Regions from separate parts of the Homo sapiens genome. Here region 1 is linked to region 2. Evidence: read pairs that join two places in POLR2A ChIA-PET (ENCODE). Cell type or tissue: K562. All regions are shown on one strand. Each heading gives the region's core, and the rest is flanking DNA. Links, peaks and the distances in the headings are about the cores only. Region 1 overlaps KIF13A (kinesin family member 13A). Region 2 overlaps KIF13A (kinesin family member 13A).

The links. Peaks named below come from ENCODE experiments on the same cell type or tissue, not always from the same donor. Only the 100,000 strongest peaks of a DNase experiment are listed, where the experiment ranks them.
Region 1: POLR2A ChIA-PET joins it to region 2 with 5 read pairs; 11 of 35 experiments call an interaction of 5 or more read pairs at or near these places.

The regions. Positions count from the first base shown.
Region 1 is chr6:17,912,849-17,918,236 of GRCh38, reverse strand. The region is part of intron 2 of KIF13A (kinesin family member 13A); the gene reads left to right. Among named protein-coding and RNA genes, the nearest start is that of KIF13A, 72 kb to the left of the region's middle. In K562, for the core only: no CTCF peak of the experiment used is centred there; no DNase peak of the experiment used is centred there.
Region 2 is chr6:17,969,781-17,975,168 of GRCh38, reverse strand. The region is part of intron 2 of KIF13A (kinesin family member 13A); the gene reads left to right. Among named protein-coding and RNA genes, the nearest start is that of KIF13A, 15 kb to the left of the region's middle. In K562, for the core only: no CTCF peak of the experiment used is centred there; a DNase peak (open chromatin) is centred at 3,410.

The DNA.
Region 1 (5,388 bases), core at 278-5,277, 57 kb after region 2:
CGATAGGAGAGAACCCAGGGTGAGTGTGACCCGGCCTCTGCTTGGAACGAGATGGGTGTCTCTAGCCAGGCCAGGTGCTTACCATGTGCCTGGTGTGGGGTCCATGACACCAAGCAGGGCAGACCTAGGCATCCTGTTGGTGCAGCTCTGTAAAGGGGACAAGACAGACAACAAACCATGACTCCGAGAAAGTGCAACAGGTGCCACGAGGAAACAGAATTCCAGGACAGGAAGGTCAGGGAATGCCTCTCTGGACCAAGGGGGAGAAAGAACCAGCAGGGGAGGGTATTCCTGGCAGAGGGGGCAGTAGCTTGAAGCCTCCAAAGTGGAAGTGTTATGAATTCTTGGAGGGTGGAAAGGAAATGGGAGCTGGGAAAGGTGGGCAGCATTTACCATATCCTACAGACGACAATCTGGAACTTGGTATTTGTTTATCCCAAGTGCATTAAGGCATTGTTGCAGGATTTTAAGCCAGGTAAATGATAGGAAATTTATTTGAAAAAGATAATTCTGGTTGCAAAGTTAGCTACGTTGTTAAGGGGATATATTAAAGGCCCTGAACTAGGTTTTAATCCTAGTTTTGCCTTTTACTTAGTCTTGTGAGCAGTTTACTCATCTGAGAAATGGAGCTAATGAGTCCACCTCAATAGTGGTAAGGATTGATGAATAAGATAAGGTGTCAAGAACCATGTGTAAGGCCAGGTGCAGTGGCTCACGCCTGTGATCCCAACACTTGGGGAGGCTGAGTCAGGTGGATAACTTGAGGCCAGGGGTTTGAAACCAGCCTGGGCAACATAGCGAAACCCCGTCTCTACTAAAAATACAAAAGTTAGCTGGGCGTGGTGGCGGGCACCTGTAATCCCAGCTTCTCGGGAGGTTGAGGCACAAGAATCGCTTGAACCCAGGAGGCAGAGGTTGCAGTGAGCTGAGGTCGTGCCACTGTACTCCAGCCTGGGCAACAGAGCGAGACTCTGTCTCAAAAAAAAAAAAAAAAAAAAAAAGAATCGTGTAAAATGTAGAATATGCTCAATAATGTTAGTTCCCCCTCCGTTTTCCTCCTTCCCGTAGAGTAGAATATGTGAGTAAAGTGTTCTGGCATCATGGAAATGCAGCACAGTCTCTAGTGATCTTGGGGACAGCAACACCAAGCCCAGTGGCAGCTCCATGAAGGTTATGGGCACAGTGTCTAGTGGGGAATTTTTTTTTTTTTTTTGTAAAGTTGACCTGGTCCATTCAAGTATTGCAATAGTAATGGTGGCTTTATTTATAGCTTGTTGTATTGAGATTATGAGTTTCGAATATTTAACAGATTCTTCCCTTCTTCATGCCTTTTGGAAGAGAGAACTAAGTTGCTAATGCAGTACTACACTACTGTTACTTCACCAATAATACTCAGGGTTATATTAATAGGAGAATCTGCAAAGTTTAATGCCACTTGTTCATACCTGGGGCTCTCCTCTAAACTAAATAAATTTCTTAACCTGTCCATTCATTTGTATTTTCCTGTTGTTGTGAATCTCTAAATATCTTGCACAAATAATGAGTTTCCTATACAATTTGAGGAGACTGTGTTATTCTGAAGAATTCCATCATCATAATGGTGTTCATTGGGTCTATGTTGTGAGTTTGTCTAATGGAAAAAAGATTTGTTTCTTTTTAACTGCATAAATAGTAGATTCAAATAAAATGCTGTTAAGTGGAATGCAGGTAATAAAAACCGATTCAGACATGGCAGCTAGCCTGATGGGGTTTGTAGCATAACAGGAAGAGAAACTTGCAACCTTATTTTAGCCATCCTTAGATTGGTCTCAGGTTTGCCTCATAGTGAATTCTGCTCTGGGAAGGTAACAGGCGTTATAGGAAAGTCATATACACAGTGAGGTTTCACATGAGGGCAAGCTCCTTATTACCTACCCATTTATTTATTCTGTAATGTGGTTGGATGTAATTTAAAATGGGTCCTTGGATCCCCCCTTGACTGCTTTTAGGTTTATGTAGGTCTAGAATCAAAATCCTTGTATTCCTAGTTTGCTGTCCACAATGAAGATTTTTAATGTCATATTTCCTAACCTAGAGAATAATACTGCCATGAACGCTTGCCACTAGTGTGACTTTTGTCACAGACATGTCATTGGCAGAGACTCATTTGTAGCTCCCAGGTCTGTATTGGGAATCAGGATGAGAAACGCCATCCTGCCCAGTTAGCATGCCTCCTAAAATCTCATTTGTAATAGACATGGGATTCATTTGAACTGTAATTTATTTTATTTTATTTTATTTTTATTTTTATTTTTTTTTTTGAGACTGGCTCTCTGTCACCCAGGCTTGAGTGCAGTGGTGCCATCTTGGCTTACTGCAATGATCCTACCACCTCAGCCTCTTGGGTAGCTGGGACTATAGGCTCTTGCTACCACACCCAGCTAATTTTTGTCTTTTTAGTAGAGACGGTGTTTTGTCATGTTGCCCAGGCTGGTCTCAAGCTCCTGGACTCAAGTGATCCACCTGCCTTAGCCTCCCAAAGTGCTGCGATTACAGGCGTGAGCCACTGTGCCTGGCCTGAACTGTAATTTTCCTGTCCTGGTGATTCAACTCGATGTGACATTGAAACTACATGGTTCTGCAGTGATGTCCTACAGAATCAGTAGGCTGCTGAGTCAGGGGGTCTCTTGCTCCCAGAGTCCTCAAGGTGGCAGGTCCTGCACGCTGTCAAACTGCAAGCATCTGGCATCAGCAATGACAGCTGCTTCTATGGAAGATGGAGAAAAGAAGTTTGTAGGTAAAATAAATGGCTGAAAATGAGGGGCCTTGCATCGCGTGTGTTACTCTGCTGCTTTTAAAAGCTTTATAATATGTTAATTCACTTAACCCCACACCAGCTCTATTTGACAGGTGAGGTAACTGAGGCACTGAGAGCTTAAGCACCAGGTCCAAGGTCCCTACAAAGTGGTGGAGGCAAGAATGGAACCTGGGCAGTCTGGCTTCTGCATCCCTGCTCCTGGACTGACTCTCATAAAAGGCCGTTTGTGTGTCTCAACTGTAACCTAAGGGATTATTCAGCTAATAACCCTGAAGCTATTACATGGAGCATGAAGTTTGGTTCTGACTCCCTAATGTAGAAAAGTCAAATATATTATCTCTTATGCTACCATAGATAAATGCTCTCAAGGTACAAGCTCTCACATAAATGGAAAACCAATCTTGGAAATAAAACCAAAACCAGGTAGTTAAATGTATGAGTCCATCAGAAGGTGTATTAATTGAAGTCAAGTCTTTAATAGTGGCAGATAGGCCAGTGTGTATTTCATCCTGAGAATGACCTCACAGGGATGCTTAATTCTTGATGCTTCATGCTGCATTTTGGGAAAGCCTCACTGTGTGATACTTTTGAAGACATGACAAGAGAATTGCACAAGAGCCATGTTTTCTCTGCTTAATTTTGTTTTGGTTAACGCAGGGTGAGTTTCTTACTAGGCTCGCCCAAACTGGGAATTGCAGCCATGGCAATTAGCAGCAGGAGCTCTGTGAGGTGGCCTGGAGAACACCCTACAGAGACCCTGCTCCACAGAGACCCTGCCACACACTTTACCTGATGCCTGTGACCCGTGACTAGAGTCGTCTCTGTGTTGTTTTTCAGAAGGACATTTGAAAAAAGGGCTGAGGATCCGTTATTGGTGGATAGTGATTTCATAAAATAATGTCATGTATCTTATAAAACTTCCCATTTGCATGTGTATGATTTTAATTTTGCAAATGCCCATATAGACCATGTAAACATTATTGTGTTAAATTAATAGTTATTGTGGATGTACTCATATTCATCTCAAGTTTTGTATTTTATTGTAATTTTTTTTAATTATATTAACTGGTTGATTGCATAGAAATGAAAATCTATTCTGAATTAATTCTACTCAGCTTCTGGGCAGCATATTTTAAAGACTTTCAGAAGAGAGAGCATCACTTTTTTAGTGAAAAACAAGGGTCACTATAAATAATGTAGTTTAAAAGCAATAAAAATTTAAAATGTTTCACTTATTCTGGCATTTAGTAATGGGTACTTGAGATTTGCCTTCTAACCTGAACATTCTTTAGACTAAGAAATGGCCTTGGATTATGTGCTTCTCGAAACATCTGTGATAAAGGACCATTTCTTTTTCCTTTTGAATTCCATCAGGGACTGATACTTTTGTAAGTGTTGAGGGGAGGGAGGTATCGTGGCATGTGACCTCTAAAGGAAGGTGAGATTGTGGCCCATACCTTGGAAGACATTGTTATCTCTCCTCTGGGATCCAGCAACAGTTGACAAACAGGCTGGCACTGAGCCTCAGCTTGTGCTTTGATGAGCTCAGGGCTGGGTGGTGTTTCCAGATTCCATCCAGGTAATAACCACTTCCCTGAAAGTTGGTTTCCTCAGCCCGCCTTTCTGTCCCATTTTGCGTCTCCATCAATCCCGGTCCCTGTGGATTTTCCTTCAGTTTCAGGAGATTGTCGATGAATGACTTAGTCAATCCCCCCTCGGTGGATTGACACCAGATCCTTTCTTCCCTGATGTTACTGACAAACACCCTGCAACTTCCAGGGCTCAGCTGAGTTCACCATCCCCTCCTTATGCATCCTTTGAGTTGAGAACATGAATGAAGGAAACACAGACAGCTGTTTGTCCTCACCTGCCTCTCAATATAACATTTCTCCTAAATCTTGTGTCTCCTGCTGGAATAGCAGGGGTGGAACTTTTTAATAATGGTGAAGTTCTTCCATTTTGCACTTTTTGGAACAGGCTCCAGCTCCATGTGGCTAAATTGCTGTAAGAGCAAGGAATGTTTGAAGTACCCATGCAAGATTATTTTAAGCATAAGAAGTTGATTCATTGAAAAGAAAAATACTCAACTAATTATTGAGTGCCCACTGTGTATAAAATGTTAGTATCCACGAATTCTGAAAATTCTGTGAGTTTCCCAAACCCATAGAATGTTTCAGAATCCGTCCTGGGAACAGCTACATTCCAGCTCCCTGCTCCTCCCGTAATCCCGTCCTGCCTGCCCTTTGCTATTCTGAGTTCAGAGTATTCTCTTAGTAAAAGGGACCAGTCTCAGTTTATTCAGAAGCTACAAGATGCTTAAAATATATAAATATATATATATATGTTTATGTATTTGGCTGAGCACTGTTTCACACCTGTAACCCCAGCACTTTGGGAGCCCAAGGCAGGAGGATCACTTGAACCCAGGAGTTCAAGACCAGCCTGAGCAATATAGTGAGACCCTATCTCGTATAAAAAATAAAAATAATTAGAAAAATAAAAAGATTAGATATAAGGAAGTCTGAAGTTTCAGAAGAGTTCTGAAAAGGAGAAATTATAGAAATATGTTCTCAACAAATTCTCCTTTTACC
Region 2 (5,388 bases), core at 321-5,320:
TTTCACTATGTTGGCCAGGCTGGCCTTAAACTGCTGACCTCAAATGATCTGCCCTCCTCTTTCTCTCAAAGTTCTGGGATTACAGGTGTGAACCACTGCGCCCAGCTGGGAATGTGCATTTCTAACAAGTTCCCAGGTGATGGCTGATGCTGGTAGCTTGGGACCAAGCTTTGAGAACTAGTCTAGACCAGCACTGTCCAATAGAACTTCCTGAGATGATGGAAATATGCTATATCTTCACTGTCCAATGTGGTAGCCAGTAGCCCTATGTGATCATTGAATACTTGACATGTGGTTATGATCAAGGAATTTAACTTTTATTTTCATTGATTTAAACAGCTATATGTGGCCAGTGCATTAAGCAACATGGATGTGGACTTTGGTTCTCAACCTTAGCTGCACCACAGAATTTCCTGGGATGCTTTAAAAATAGATGGTTGGGTCCCAGACCCAGAGATTCTCACTTAATTGGGCTGTAGTGCACCTTGGACACTAGGATTTTTTTTAAAAAAGCTTCCCAGGTGTCCCAGTTACTATTGTTGCTTAACTACTCTAAAACTTAGTGGTCTAAAAAAAACTCCATTTTACTAATACCCATGAATTCTGTAGGTTAGGAATCTGAACAGGGCAAAGTACATATGACGTGTCTTTGCTCCACAGTGTCTGGGGGTATAGCCATCCAAAGGTTTGACCAGGTTGAATGCCCAAGACTTAACGCACATGGTTGGCTGTTGATTCTCATGTGTGGCCAAGGTTGAAAACCGTCGGTCTAGTATAGTAAACGAGGTTCCCGCCGGGCGCAGTGGCTCAAGCCTGTAATCCTAGCACTTTGGGAGGCCGAGGTGGGCAGATCATGAGGTCAGGAGTTCCAGACCAGCCTGGCCAACATGGTGACACCCCATCTCTACTAAAAATACAAAAAAGCCGGGCATGTTGGCGTGTGCCTGTAATCCCAGCTACTCAGGAGGCTGAGGTAGGAGAATCGCTTGAACCCGGGAGGTGGAGGTTGCAGTGAGCTGAGATCACGCCATTGCACTCCAGCTTGGGTGACAGAGCAAGACTCCGTCTCAAAAAAATAAAAATAAAAAACCAGGTTCCTAACATAAGGACTCTCTAAACAGATGTATTTAATTAAAGTGCATCTTGCTATTTGTTTTTACTTGAATTACATTAGAGGGGAAAGAATTACCTAACTTATCTAAATGCAAAGTACTTGCCTATCCTTCACCTGATACCAACTTGTTAGAAGGCACAGGTTCTTTCTAAGCTTTCTGGTTTGAGAGTTGTGGGCTCCAGTTCCCTGTTTCCAGTCCTGTAATGATGTGACAATTCTAGCAAAGCCATGGGGACCACATCCATGCAGAGGCTCCGATCTGGGCTATGGAGCAGCAGCATGGCACAGTGAACTGTGAGACGTCTGGGTGCCATCTGATTCTGCCACTGACTTGGTCTGCTTCTTTGAGATAGCTGTTGATCCTTTTGCAGCTAGGTTTCTTCATCTGTAAAATTGAGGGCTGGACTAGATAGTCTGTAAGGGTTTTTTTTTTCTTTAAGTTGTAATGTTCAGATTTATCCCAACGGTACTTTGAGAGTTGAGTTAAATAGAGTAAGTAGGTAACATTTATAGGAGCTGAAATACATTGCATTTTAATTTACTTCTTGGCCAGGGTGTTAGGTGAACTGAAGAGGACAGGGTCACCATTCTTGGGAGGTTTGGTTTGCACGCAGTAGCTGATACGAGAATGGAAGGTGTCAAATGAAATAAAGCAGCAGCATGAAGTCGTTATCAGCTAGCTGAGAATCCTGGATTCCTTACAGACATTCTACATACCTCCTTTGCCTGTGTCTGCAGAACATTATAACAAAATCATCTGATTTGAATCTTTTAATTAGTAGTCATCTTATATAGTTGTGTTCTTTGTGGGATCCAGTGATTTTTAAGCTGTTCTTAAAGGTATACAGCTGTTTTATGCAACAAGTGTATATATGTGTGGGAGTGGAGAAATGACATTTATTGTTGGTTTAGAACTTCCTTGGGCATCGTGTTTTGTTTCTGAGGATTCTGCTGCAACCCTACCAAACTCCAGTTCATCTCCAATATTTCCTATCTTCCACTGTGGGATGAACTCAGGTTAGTGTGTCTGTGTCTCTGGTTTATGCCCTCTTCCCCTTTCTTTCAAAAGCAAAGTGGTTATTGATTCCATGGGGCTCTTCAGGGTCTGGTCTGTGGGCTTGATGAACTGGCTGCTGTTAGAAGAGGCTTGAGGGAAACCTCTGTTTGTAGTTCCCTTAGGGGAAAAAGTTTGGAGCCTTGTTTTTTTTTTTTTTTTTTTTTCTCACTCTCTCTCAAAGACAAGGAACAGGAAGGAAGCCTTTGAGGAAAGGGAAGCTTTGCTCTTTACTGTTGGCCCTTTGTATTGTCTTGGGGAGACACTCCCTAGACTGCACACCCACCACAAATGACCATAAATATTTCTGTATCTCAAGCTGGAGCCTCAGGAAAACCAGAAAGCGCAAAACGACGAACTGCATAGGCATCTGTTGCGAGTGTTGAAAAGATCTGTCCCGGATTTTGGAAGGGCCACATTCAATAAATCCACATGTAGTTTGTTGAACAGATTAACAAGCCTTTAAACATACTTACATTCTGTTCTAGGGTTTAATAAAACAAGTCCTCAGAATTGATGCCTTTGGCGCCCACCTATTTTCCCAGCTAAAGAGAGAATGTGTAAAGATTTATAGCTGAGCTTGCAGTTGTAATTGGACCTTTGTAAGGTTTTTAAATGAAATACTGTTTTTGGTTTTGTTTTGCCTTTTTGCTCTCTACTTCTATTCATACAGTTAATTAAAGTTTAGTATTCACTATGCAAATTGTAACAGGGAATGGTTACATTATGACATTGAGAAAGATCCTTAAAATTACTTGTTTCAAGGATAATGTTTTGAATAAAGAGGAAGGAGGATAGTAGTGGGGAAGGTTTATCAAGATAACGGTGTTAAATTTGAGCAGCCTTATCCACTTTTAAGCATCTCCTTTTGAATCTAGACTTACAAAGAGTTACAGTACAAATAGGTAACATTAGCATGGTAATATCGCTTTAAGTTTTTTGAAGCCTTGAAGTATTGTTGGCTTTGATGGAATAGTATTCTTCTTTCTAGGATTACAGCCTAGTCTACATTTTTATGATGAATTATGCATTGGAAATAGTGTTCAAAAATTGCTGGTCTACTGTAATCCTAGGGACATTTTTTTTAAGCTCTCTAGCTAGATTATTATTTAACTAGTTTTGGTTTTTTTCCCTCCAAGAGTGACTGTTAGCTGCCCTTGCTCATTGGTTCTCAGACTTAAGGATTTTTAAAAAACAGTAGAAATAAAAATTTGGATAAACAGAGAGTTCCCAGCCTCTTTTAAATATGCCGAGTAATCACACTAAAACAAGAGCAAGCCGGACGTGGTGACTCACTCCTGTAATCCCAATTCTTTGGGAGGCAGAGGTGGGAGGATCGCTTGGGCCCAGGAGCTTGAGACCAGCCTGGGCAACATGACAAAACCCCATCTCTACAAAAAATAGAAAAATTAGCTGGGTGTGGTAGTAGTGCTCACTTGTAGTCCCAGCTACTTGCAGGGCTGAAATGGGAGGATCACTTGAATGCAGAAGGTCTAGGCTGCAGTGAGCCATGATTACACCACTGCACTCCAGCCTGGGCGACAGAGTGAGACCCTGTGTCAAAAAAAAAGGAAAAAAACAAACCGCTACTAAATTTTAATATTTTATTATAAAATAGAGGTCAGCTTAACACCAGAATAGGAGAAAGGACATAATCTCAGAATTTAAAACTTGGATACATTTAATTTTGTGAAGTGATCACATTAATTATCTCTTTTCCTGGAAATTGATGGAAATACCACCATAGCTATGTGAACTCTGAACTGTGAAGTACAGTTAGGTGTCCCTGGTGTGTGCGATGTCTAATAGTACATCAGCTATTGGAGTTCTGAGGATCTTGGGTCCTTCAGGCCAGATCATACTAAGAATCATTAAAGGATATTTTCCCTTAAAAATTGACCAGTCTCTGTTATTTGTATGTAGACTGAATTTTTTGAGTGGTAGCCTACATCTTTGTTTTTGTATTTTGATGTATTGAAATAACCTCACCAATCTTTTTAAAAGCCGAAATAAAATTGAAATTTGTAAAAGTGTTGTAAATTACTTTGTCTCTGAGCTGCAGCTTTTCCCTTGGAAATCTCTTATTTGCTTTTTGCACTGTTTTGATAGATACCTGTTGAGTATAAATAAGTAGTTTTGTAAAGCACTATCAAGTGTTGTAGCCAAGAGTGTGCTCTTTGGAGACAAACTGCTCAGGTGAATGGATATAAGGCTTTTAAGTGGTTATAACCTATGTCTGTTCAGTACTCCTATCTGAGCCTATCACTAACATCCCTAGAAAGAATTCAGTAAGAGGATTAGGGAAAAGGAGGTGCATGTCATTAACACTCATGGCCAGGCCTATCCAGGACGCAGATATTTAAGTCAAATATTGCATTAAGATTAATAAAGAAGGGGGTTAGGGGAGAAAAGAAAAGGAAAGAGAAAAGAAAACTACCTGGTAATTGAAGCAGGCAAATTGCTGGAAGCATGTAAGCGATCTGAAATCTAGTTACTTTCACACTGCCATTGGATCTCCTCTCTCAGCATCCTGATATATATATATAATTTTTGTATTTTTAGTAGAGACAGGGTTTCACCATGTTGACCAGGCTAGTCTCAAACTCCTGGCCTCAAGTGATCCCCACCGCCTTGGCCTACCAAAATTTTGGGATTACAGGCATGAGTCACCATGCCCGGCCTGCTTTTATGTATTTCTATACACAAAAACTTAAATTGAATAAATGGATCAAAAACTGTTCTAAGAAAGCATGCATGAATCCCTTATTTAAGAAAACACGGCCGGGCGCGGTGGCTCACGCCTGTAATCCCAGCACTTTGGGAGGCTGAGGCGGGCGGATCACGAGGTCAGGAGATCGAGACCATCCCAGCTAACACGGTGAAACCCTGTCTCTACTAAAAATACAAAAAATTAGCCGGGCGTGGTGGCGGGCGCCTGTAATCCCAGCTACTTGCGGGGCTGAGGCAGGATAATGGCGTGAACCCGGGAGGCAGAGCTTTCAGTGAGCCGAGATCGCGCCACTGCACTCCGGCCTGGGTGAAAGAGCGAGACTCCGTCTCAAAAAAAAAAAAAGAAAACACAAGTAAATACACAGGCATTTAGGTTTGTATGGTATATTTTAAAACTTTTTAAAAGAAAATAATAAATTCAAAGGAAACTAGAATGCTTCTGTTAAATATCCTAAATATATTTTCCAAATTTTAGTGGGTCAGTAAATGA